Linked DNA regions of Homo sapiens: region 1 is linked to region 2. Evidence: read pairs that join two places in POLR2A ChIA-PET (ENCODE). Cell type or tissue: OCI-LY7. All regions are shown on one strand. Links, peaks and the distances in the headings refer to the core of each region. The heading gives the core; the rest is flanking DNA.

Region 1 (5,389 bases), core at 127-5,126, 60 kb after region 2:
TAAAAAAATAAAAAGACATCTCTTGGTACCATCTGCTGAGGTACAATAATGTTTTGTAACAGGTTTTGGAAAGCACATTAAAAGGCTTCATCTGTGCTTGTCCTTTCCAGTTAGTCAAGATATAGTTGTGTCTTTCCTGTCTGATGTGGATTCTTGAATCATGTAATTATTGCTAATTTATCTCTAAAATTAAGCGTCTCAAATACAATTTTAATTGGGATTTCATTAGGTACTTATTATATCATGTGTCAGATGATAGTTGATTATTCTGAGCATGGGTAGAAAATCTGAAAAATATAGTGGGAGAATGATGGGTACTTCTGAAAGCTGATGGTGCTCAATAAATATGTCTTAAAAATAATCAGTTGATATATAATTAACGTAAGTAATTACTGCAATTAAACTCTATTTATGGAATCTTGCTGTGTTGTTTCCCATCGTAAGCTTAAACATGATTGTTGTTCTTTTGCTCAAATAAAATTAATGTAATAAGAGAAAAACATAATAAATATAGGCCTGCATAACAGAGAGATGAAACGTTTTCTTTTTATTAGAGAGAGATGGCATAAAGGAAAAGGTGTATGAGGCTTTAAAAATATTCTCTTTACCTAAATGAATTAGGAACATGCAATGCAGAGTGTGAAGCAACAGGACTAGTAGGTAGGGTAAAGGTGTGTGGAGCTGGGTGAGGGAAGAAGAGAGTGCTCATCTGAATGACCCAACACTGAGAAACTAGGACGGTGATTCTGGCCACAGATTCCTTCAGCATGTGGTTGTATTTTAATTTGTGTCTATATCCTCAGTACTTAGGGCAGTGGCTGGCTATAGTAAGTATTAAAAAAATACATGTTGCATGATTAAGATTGGGTCAAGTGACAATTAACATGAATGGTTTACAGGAGGATGATAGAAAAACAAATTAAGGGAAAAAAATCAACAGACTCAAGTAAATGTGTTCCCTTGATCAAAATAAGCATTCCTGACTTCTGAGAAAGAAGGGATAACAGGCATCAGATTTTCCCTCCCACCTGAATCAGCTTAACAAAATAACAGATGAAATATATGGAACAATGGTTTCAAGATACTGAACATCAAGCAATAAAAGACAATTTCCTAAGAGATGGGAAGCAGATGAAAAGAGCCATATGATTACCCTAGCCTATTGCCTGGAGAGAGTTTCCAGATTGTAGCATGTGAGGGGGAACTCATGTGGAGTTGTTTTCCTGAGTTAAGGAGACAAAGCTGGGAATCTGGGGAGATGAAAGTAGCTAGAGTTTGTCAGGCAAGGGACCATAGAGGAGAGATCTGCATAGAGAAAGAACTTTAGAGATCTGCAGAGGTCTCCCTTGAAGCTTTAGCTGAATAATGATCAGTACATGCTATTAGGGAAACTTCCTGACGCCATGGAAAGAACCAGCTGAGAGCATTAGAAGGAATAATCACCAGAACACACACAGGCTGGGAATAGTTCCTGTTCTTACCAGCTAGAGTAGAACAGCTGACAGGAGAAAGTCATCAGGTGGAGTGTTCAGAAGACTTTAAACTCAGTAATGTGACAAAATTAGCTGTAGCCTAAAACATTGCCCTGTTCCCACCTACCAAAGCTTAAAAGAAAGACACAAAAGGAACAAATTATTTCCAATCAACTGTGTTTCAGACCAAAGCTCAAGAATATGTATAGGGATATACAGTCATCTAGCACCTAAGAATGTAAAATTCACAATGTTTGGCTTTCAATTAAAAGTTACTGAACATGCAAAGAAGCAGGAAAATTGATCCATAAGGAATAGAAAAATCAGTCAAGAAGCCCAACTTCTTTATTGTAGAATGAGGAGGGAGGCAAGTCCTCTTTCCCCAAAACATGGCCCTTGAAATCAATCAAAGTAAAAAACAAATTGAAAAGCATTTGCTTATGAAAAACTACTGAACTCCAGATAAAAACATTGGGAATCTATCACGTTATTGACTGGACCTTATTCCCTTCTTGCCAGCTTGATTAGTAGGGTAGTTCTACTGTGTGTGGCAAGCTATGAAAACCAGAAGCTTTGTTGCCAGAACAGATTCACTTGATTTTGTACAAAATATGAAAAACTCACTTTCAAAAGCATTCTCAGTAAAAGTACTGATCTTGGAAGCAAGCATATCAGGAAAGCTAGCAACTTCTCATCTGAGCTGTCAACCCAGTTTGAGCAAGCACCAGACCAACGAGCCAATTAGAAATAAAACAGGGAGATCCTAGCTATAAGACAGACTTAGAGGGGATGGATACTTTTTCTGTACCTTCTTCTAACTACATTGTATATGTAGATGGGAGACCATCAAGAGCTCAATCTGTCTACGTATCCTTGGCTAATTGGGAGGCTATATACCTGTAGAGTTGATCCACAAGAACCCAGCAGAAAATAAATGCTGGAGCAAGACTGAAAGTTCTTAAACTTTGAATGAACCCACACACAGATCCAGTGATTAACAGTATAAGGTTTATTGGTTCAAAGAGTTTGATTAAAACCACTGATGAATCATTGGCTGACTATTAAGCTAAACAGACACAGGGATGACCTCAAGAAAGCCAAGCTTAAAAATAAAAACAAGACTTAAATTACTGAGCAGACACACCAGGGGCCACATGTCATAGGGGAAACAATTCTACAGATTTACAGTGATAAGTTTCTAAAACAAAAACACAGCAACTCTAACTCTTGGGGAAAATATAAGAATCTAGAATTACTATAATATATTATCTAAAATATCAAATTTTCAATAAAAATAATAAAACATACAAAGCAACAGGACAAGGCAAAACATACCTAGGGGAAAAAAGCAGTCAACAGAAACCGAGTGGGTCCAGATTTTGGATTTAACAGAGGATTTCAAAGAAGCTATTTTAAATGTGTTCAAAGAACTAAAGGAAGCCATGTTTTAACAACTAAAGGAGAAGTATGATGACAACTACTTAGCAATTAGAGTATATTAATAAAGAGAGATACAAAGTGTCAAAAATAAATATATGGAAAATTCTGGAGTTGAAAGTACAATAAAGAAAGATTTATTGAAGGAGCTCAGTAGAAGATTTGAAAAAAAAAAACAAACCAGAAAACTTCAAATAAATCAGTTGAAATTATCTAGTTTGAAGAATGGAGAGAATAAAGATTGAAGAATAATGAACAGAGCCTTGGAGACCTCTAGGTCAATAGCAAGTTTATCAGTATACATGTAATGGAATTCTCAGATGGATAAGAGAGAAAGAATGAAATAGAACATTTTTAGGAGTAATGACAGAAAACTTCCAAAATGTAATGAAAAACATGACTCTACAGATTCAAGAATCTCAACAAACCCCAAGTAGGATAAATAGAAAGATTCACACATAGTCATGTCATAGTCAAACTGAAACATGAAGATAGAAGGAGTCTTGAAAGCAGCAAGAACAAAAATACTCACCAAGTACAGGAGAACCTCAATAAGATTAACAATTAATTTCTTATCAGAAATAATGAATGACAGAAGGCAGCAAAATACATATTCAAAATGCTGAAAGAAAATAAAATAACTCTCAACTAAGAATTCTCTATTCTAGGAAAACTTTTTCAGAAATGAAAGTGAAAAAAGACATTCTCACATAAACAAAGGCTGAAATAATTTTTTACTAACAGATTTGTCTTACAAGAAATACTAAAGAAAATCTTTTAGTCTGAAAATCACTAGATAGCAACTGAAATTCATGTATTTATTTACAAGAATAAAGAGCACTGGAAATAGCTAAATATATGGATAAATATAAAAGATTACATAAATATTTTTCTCTTAAATTTTTAAAAAGGTGTTATAATATATAAAGGTATTATAATATATAAATTATATATAATATATAAATATATAAGATATTATATATATAATAATTGTAACTATTGTTGAGTTTATAACATAGATGTAATATATATTACAATAATGGCACAAAGAGAGGATACAGGACAGTTTCTATATTTTACCAGAATTAAGCTGGTTTAAGTTTCAAATAGATTATGATTACTTAAAATGCATATTGTAATCCTTACATTAGTCACTAAGAAAGTAACTGAAATTATATAGTAAAAATATTAACTGAGGGACTTCTGCAAAAGATGGAGAGACAGGGACTACATTTACTCTACTGCCTAAAATAACCAAGAAAAAACCCACTCAGACAAAATATGTGAAATGATGATTCTCAAGATGTAGGACACATGAAGGAGAAATTATAAGGGAATATGAGAAACTTTTAAGAATAATGGATATGTTAATTACCCTGCTTGTCATGATTGTTTCACATGTATGTACATATTCCCAATCTTATCAAACTGTACACTTTAAATACATGGCATATATTATCTGTCAATAATATCTAAATAAAACTGTTGAAACCATTTCTGTAAATCATGGGTCCATGAACTTAAAACATACACATGTGTAATACACAGAATTTTTTGGAAGAGGGGTTATAGAAGTAACTCATTTTAACCTGGAATTCTCTTCCTGGAATAATTCTCTAGATTTGGAAGCAATGTGGAAAATATTTTAAAAATAGATTATTTGAAAGATGCAAAAAAGTAGATTCAGTTTTTATGCCTGTAAGTTTACCCTTTAAATTTAAGAATATGTTGAAAAATATCACAGAATACAATTTGAAAATAAAAACTATGTAATAACTCCACTGGCTTTGTAAAAAATAAACTTCTCTCAGACTCATGTAATTTCCTTTTTCAACGGAATAATATACGCAGGAAGAAGGAAGGGCTGACCTATATTTCAGGTAAGAGTTTGTACTGGCTATGGTAGTTGAGGTTGGGGAGTAGTTTCAAGAAGGATATGAAGAAAAAGAATTTCCATGACATAGTAACTAATGATAGTTCCAGTGGTCAAATAGAAGAAATCAAAGGTTTCTGACATTTCTATCTTAGATGACTGGGTAGGTGTGTTGTCATGAGATGAGATGATGATTAGAGGAACAGGGGTTGGAGAGAGGAAAGGGGATGATTTGGTCTTAAGCATAATAGAGATTTTCTTTTGCATCACATATTTGAGAAATATATAAGCACTGGTTTCTCATGTCTCTCCCCTGAAGCTGTTCATTCATTAAAAAATCTGTTTATGCATTAAAGCATGTTATGCCACATCCTGAAAATAGTATTCTCTTCTACAGCAATAATGGAAGTTGAACTCAAGAATGAATTGTCTGGAGGCTTTAGGAATCAATCAGTTAGCATATATTTACTGAGACCTTTTCTATGCTGGAAATAGTGCCAGTTTCAGAACAATGAACAAGATAGATAACGTTGCTACCTTCATGGGCCCTTTTCCTGGGGACATGGAAACTGCAGAAGCATTATTCTGAATGTCAGAATGGAACATT
Region 2 (5,389 bases), core at 224-5,223:
GTGTGGATAAATTGTCAGTAGTGTGTACACTTTGAGTGTACTCTGTCTTTTTGAGATGTAGCTAATGGGTTTGCTGTAATTATCGTCTCTCTCCAGACCTATCACCTTTGAGAACAATGTTCATGAGATGGAGAAACTGACTGAAAGCTGCACCTAGATAGATTGCTTTGAATATTTCGGGAGAGAGTGGAACAGTTTGCAATTTAATTGTGCTAGTTATTGAGTGTGTGTGTGTGTGTGTGTGTGTGTGTCAGGGTCTCACTCTGTTGCCCAGGCTGGAGTGCAGTGGCACGATCTCGGCTCACTGCAACCTCTGCCTCCCAGGTTCAAGCGACTCTCCTGCCTCAACCTCCCGACTAACTGGGATTACAGGTGTGAGCCACTGTGCCTGGCCTGTTATTGACTTTTCTTACTAGAATTCTCTACTTCTGAAGCATAAATGCTAATAAAAAATATTTATAAAATAAGACTTTTCTGCTCTTCATTAGCTGAGGGACTAGTCTCAAGACTAAAAGACCATGGTACGAGACAAGAATACTAGTCTAAAAAGATGATGGCATGGGAAAAGAATATAATTTTCTCTTTCAGTTATCTACTTGAAGCTTTTGGGAAAGGGGAAAACCTGGGAATTTAGGGATGTGGGTAGTTTTGTAAGAAACCAGCCAAACGTTCTAAAGACAGAGTTTATGCTGGGCTCTGTGCTCAAACTGATCTAGCCAGAGCATGAAGGAAGCTGGAGAGAAAATGCAGGCTAGGTTGGTGTTGATCTGTCCAATCAAACACCACATGGGTTTAGCAGATGTATGCCATGCACATCGATATGTGCTATTTTAAATTTCCTGGGGCAATACTTGTTAGAGAAGAGCAGTATGTTGGACTCATCAGGCTTCTTAGTAATATGTACCTAGCTCTCTCCTCCTCTCTGCACCTGCTGTGCTACTGATTATACTGTAAGTAATGGCAGCTTTGCCTTGGGAGGTTATGGATATGCTGCAGATGGGGCATCTCTCCCGTGAAGGTGTATAAATTTCAAATTGCTAGTTGCAGCTCTTTGCAAGGGAGCCATGGGGAGCAGGAGGGAGAGAACACCAGTAGGAGTGACACCCAAAGCCATAATAATTTCTGATGATTAACCTCCAGTTTTTCACATCCTCTGTTATGTGTGATTCCAGGATCATAGACAAAATGATTGCTTTGCTGTATGGAAAATCTGGCACTGTATAACTCTCTAATTTTCCACACATGATATCATAATACCTCTAGTAGCACTATTTGTAGCTAAAGCCTCCCTCTCCTCCTCCTTCTTCCTGTTTTTTCCTCTATTTGATGTATTTTCCTTTCTTTCATTAATTGCAAGGGGCTTTAGCCCAGGGTGAGGATAGTGAGTAGTGCGATAGGAGTGGTGGCTTCAGAGCCTCCTGTCTGCATGGTAAAAAATATATGTGTGTTTATCTGTTTAGGAGAAGATTCCTAAAGACCTAGAGTGATGTTATTACAGCTAGATTGCATTTAGAAACTCTAATGAAATGCATGTAAGGACAGAGGCAGGTAATAGAAATGAGTGACTGGATCAAGAGAACTGTGGTGGACTGGGTGGCTCCTAGCCTGTCTCAGAGGGGGATGTACCAGCCAGCTCCATCCATTGTTGCTATAGAGAGTTGCAACCAGTGCTATGAAATCTCATTTTTAAACAGAAGCTAAAAATTCAAGTTTTACATGAAATTTTCTGCTCTCTAAATGTTCATAGTTAATTGAGGTTTCTTTTTAACTCCATCAACTATGTAGGCCAAAAACCATGTCTGAAGGACTAGATTGGGCCTGTGGAGCAGGAGTTTGTAAACTTGATTTAGTCTGATGTCCTCATTTCATGGAAGAAAAGGAGTTTGTCCAAGCTCACTCATGACCTTAGTGAGGTGCAGAGTTGAGAAAAGAATGCGGGTCAGAATGCTCCTCATTCCTTTCACCTCTGAAGATACCTACAGTAGGACTTATGTGCCAGGCAGTGAGCCAGGTCAGGGTTAGGTTACAGATATGGCTCCAGCCCTCAATGAGCTCACAGTCTGGCAGGGGTGACAGACAAGCAAACAACTAACTATAATTCTTTGAGGTATGTGCAACAAAGAAGTAGCTATAAATGCAGAGGCAACATCAGGAGGAACAAGTTCATTTCATCTGAGGAGAGGGTGACATGGCATGGAGAATCAGGGATGGGCTTACAGAAAAGGTGATGCCTCGGTTGGGTGTTAACACTTAAATCTTTTGATAATAGTCACAGTGTTTTGTTTGCTTGCTTCTTTTACGTTTGTTAAGCAGCTGGTTTGTTACTGTGATTCTGATGAATTTAGGGGGGCAGAAATTGATAATAAATTGTCTCATATTGGCTTGATTTAAAGTTTGCACATACCAACTTACTTGGACCTCATAATGTTTGGTGAGGGTAAGGAATAGGGCAGGTATTAACTCAATTTCGTAGATGAGGAAATTGTGACTCAGGAAACCTAAATGCAAGGCCCAGTGTCACCTCATTATATATGCATCAGTAGAACTGGGTGGAAGGGAAATTTCTCATTTGCAGTTGGTGCTATTTATATTCTGGGTCCTGACTGAGTGTGGCAGCACAAATCATCCATCCTGTGCTGTAAACCAATTCCAAGTTCTGGAATCCTCGGGAGATTTTGCCTCAACTTTCCTGGGAAATTGGATTGGAAGAACTACCCTTATGTTCATTGGAAATAAGGTGAAGACAAAGGTTTGGCAAGATGCTGATTCAGAGTGCAGCAACACTCAGGCTTTCAGGCCCTGCCCCATTCCACAAGTTGTAGGCCTGCAGGGCTGCGTTCAGTGGGACACTGGTGAGGGTAGAAGGTTGGGGGATAGGAGGTCTAATTTTCACGGAGTCCCAGTGTAGGCTAGCAGGAACCTTGGGAATGCTATGGGCGTGGGGTTAAGTACATACAAACAATTTCACACTTATAGTTGGTTATTTTAGAAATTCATTGACCGGCTGGGCACAGTGGCTCACGCCTGTAATCCCAGCACTTTGGGAGGCCGAGGCAGGCGGATCACAAAGTCAGGAGATCGAGACCATCCTGGCTAACATGGTGAAACCCCGTCTCGACTAAAAATACAAAAAAATTAGCTGGGCGTAGTAGTGGGCGCCTGTAGTCCCAGCTACTTGGGAAGCTGAGGCAGGAGAATGGCGTGAACCTGGGAGGCGGAGCTTGCAGTGAGCTGAGATGGCGCCACTGCACTCCAGCCTGGGCGACAGAGTGAGACTACATCTCAAAAAAAAAAAATAAATAAAAATAAAAAAAAAGAAATTCATTGACCATGTGACCCAACTTTTTAGGAGAAAATTTAGATAGTAAGAAAGGGGGCACTTTAACTGAGTGCTCATTGTGTGTTTGCAACTGCACTAGGTATTTTTATGTCATCCAAGTTAACACTCCAGAAAGCCTGAAAGATGAACATCATCAGCAACATTTTCCAGAAGAAAAGCTGGGACTCAAAGAAGAAGTTATGTGACTTGCCAAAGGTTAGATTGATATTAAATCATGGAGCTTGTATAGAATTTAGGTCTGGTAGTCTGATTGAATCCAAAGAATATGTCATAAGAAACCTAAGAAATGGGACGTAATTTTCTGTGTAATGAAGGTGATTTATTTCATATAATAATTTTACTTGGGGTACCTATGCACACGTGTGCATGTATGTGTTTGTATGTGTATGCTTATGGTGATGGTGAGATGTCAACAGAAAACAGCATAGGAAAGTCGGAGGAAAGAACCAAACGGGTGAATTTACTTCTAGTCTAATTTACCATGTTGGCTATTCACTTTCAGTTACTCTGCATTAACGGAGGTAAAGAGTCTGGTGGAAAATCTCAAAACTGGATTAATGAAATTATTTGTATTTGGCATTGGGTGTGATTGTGTGTAATGGTTTAGAAAATTATAAAACAAATAATGAGACCATTTAGTCAATGTTCAACTTAGGAGGAAGAGAAAAGCTGTGCTTTTCATCAACTCTGCTGAATAACATCTCTCTCCTTCCTTCTTTCACATAGCAGTGTCTCTTAGGCAGGCACAATTTATCCTTACAAAGGGAACTGGTTTATCTCTCTCAATTTGCTTGTTTACTTTTTCAGATTTCCTGGAGGAGTTAAGGTAATTAAACAGCTTGGTGTAACTGCGATAATTTTCAGCTTTCTTTCCCAATTTCTGTTAAACTATAGCCTATAGTTGGGTGTAAGGAAGACTACCAATTAATTTATCTAACATAGTTTAATTGAACACCTACCATATGCAAGGCACTGTGCTAACTTCTGGGGAATACAAATATAAAAGTGATAAAGGCAGATATGCAACGAACTGTATTGTAGTTAGATTGTAACAAAAACAGGCCCAGATCATACCAGGTAGAGATGCTGGGAAAGATAATTTGATATCCTTAAAAAACAATATTTAAAAAATATTTATTCTGCATTTATTTAGCAGGGGAGAGATTATTACCAGCCTGAATTTTTAATATTCTATTCAAGTGTACCCTCAGCTTTGATGAGGAAGATCAATTTTTTTTTTTTTTTTTTGAGACAGGGTCTTGCTCTGTCACCCAGGCTGGAGTGCAGTGGCATGATCTTGGCTCACTGCAACCTCTGCCTCCCAGGTTCAAGTGATTCTCCTGCCTCAACCTCCTGAGTAACTGGGATTACAGATGTGTGCCACCACGCCCAGCTGATTTTTCATATTTTTAAGGTCAATTTATATGTATATATTTTCAGCTATTTATGGAACTGCTTGTGGGTACCATGGTACCATTTTATTTCAGTGAAAGCCCCCTCTTATAGATTGTTACTCTGGGCTACCACCCAACTGGCCCAGCCCTTAATTTTGCTCTCTACAGAAGAATGGAGCTCATGGAGACAGGGGAGGGAAACAGAGGAGGGAAAGACTAATTCTGACTGTGACTGAGCCAGGCCTCAAAGAATGATTAAAGTTTCTAAAAGCTGAGAAACTGAGGCCCAGGACAAGATAGGTCTGTCAGGAAGAGAGGGCAGTAGAGGCAAATGCAGGGCCAACTAAGCTAAGGTACAGGGGCCACAAACTGAAAGTGACATATAGGAAGTTGCTAGCTGACTGCAGAGGACAGATCTGATGAAGTATTACTGGCATATTCAAAGGTCTTACTTCTACCATGGTACAGTTCTCATGAAGTGATAAAAGCTGAAATTGGGATGAAGCAGGGAAGAGCCAGGCTGGAGTGCTTCTCTTACTGGAGGCTATAGTCACTCCCTTTAAGTTATGCCTGTCCTTAAGTATAAGCATTCTGTGCCAGCTTCTACACTACCCTCACTGTCCTGTGCCTTGCTTTGCTTCAACAGCCTTTCTTG

What was found. ChIA-PET counts read pairs that join two places held together with the same protein. Peaks named below come from ENCODE experiments on the same cell type or tissue, not always from the same donor. Only the 100,000 strongest peaks of a DNase experiment are listed, where the experiment ranks them.
Region 1: POLR2A ChIA-PET joins it to region 2 with 5 read pairs; 2 of 35 experiments call an interaction of 5 or more read pairs at or near these places.

Annotation. Positions count from the first base shown.
Region 1 is chr9:82,149,860-82,155,248 of GRCh38, forward strand. All of the region lies in intron 1 of LOC105376107 (a long non-coding RNA gene), which reads left to right. Among named protein-coding and RNA genes, the nearest start is that of SPATA31D1, 160 kb to the left of the region's middle. In OCI-LY7, for the core only: no CTCF peak of the experiment used is centred there; no DNase peak of the experiment used is centred there.
Region 2 is chr9:82,089,281-82,094,669 of GRCh38, forward strand. All of the region lies in intron 1 of LOC105376107 (a long non-coding RNA gene), which reads left to right. Among named protein-coding and RNA genes, the nearest start is that of SPATA31D1, 100 kb to the left of the region's middle. In OCI-LY7, for the core only: no CTCF peak of the experiment used is centred there; DNase peaks (open chromatin) are centred at 2,541 and 5,121; H3K4me3 peaks cover 1,068 bases; H3K27ac peaks cover 1,106 bases.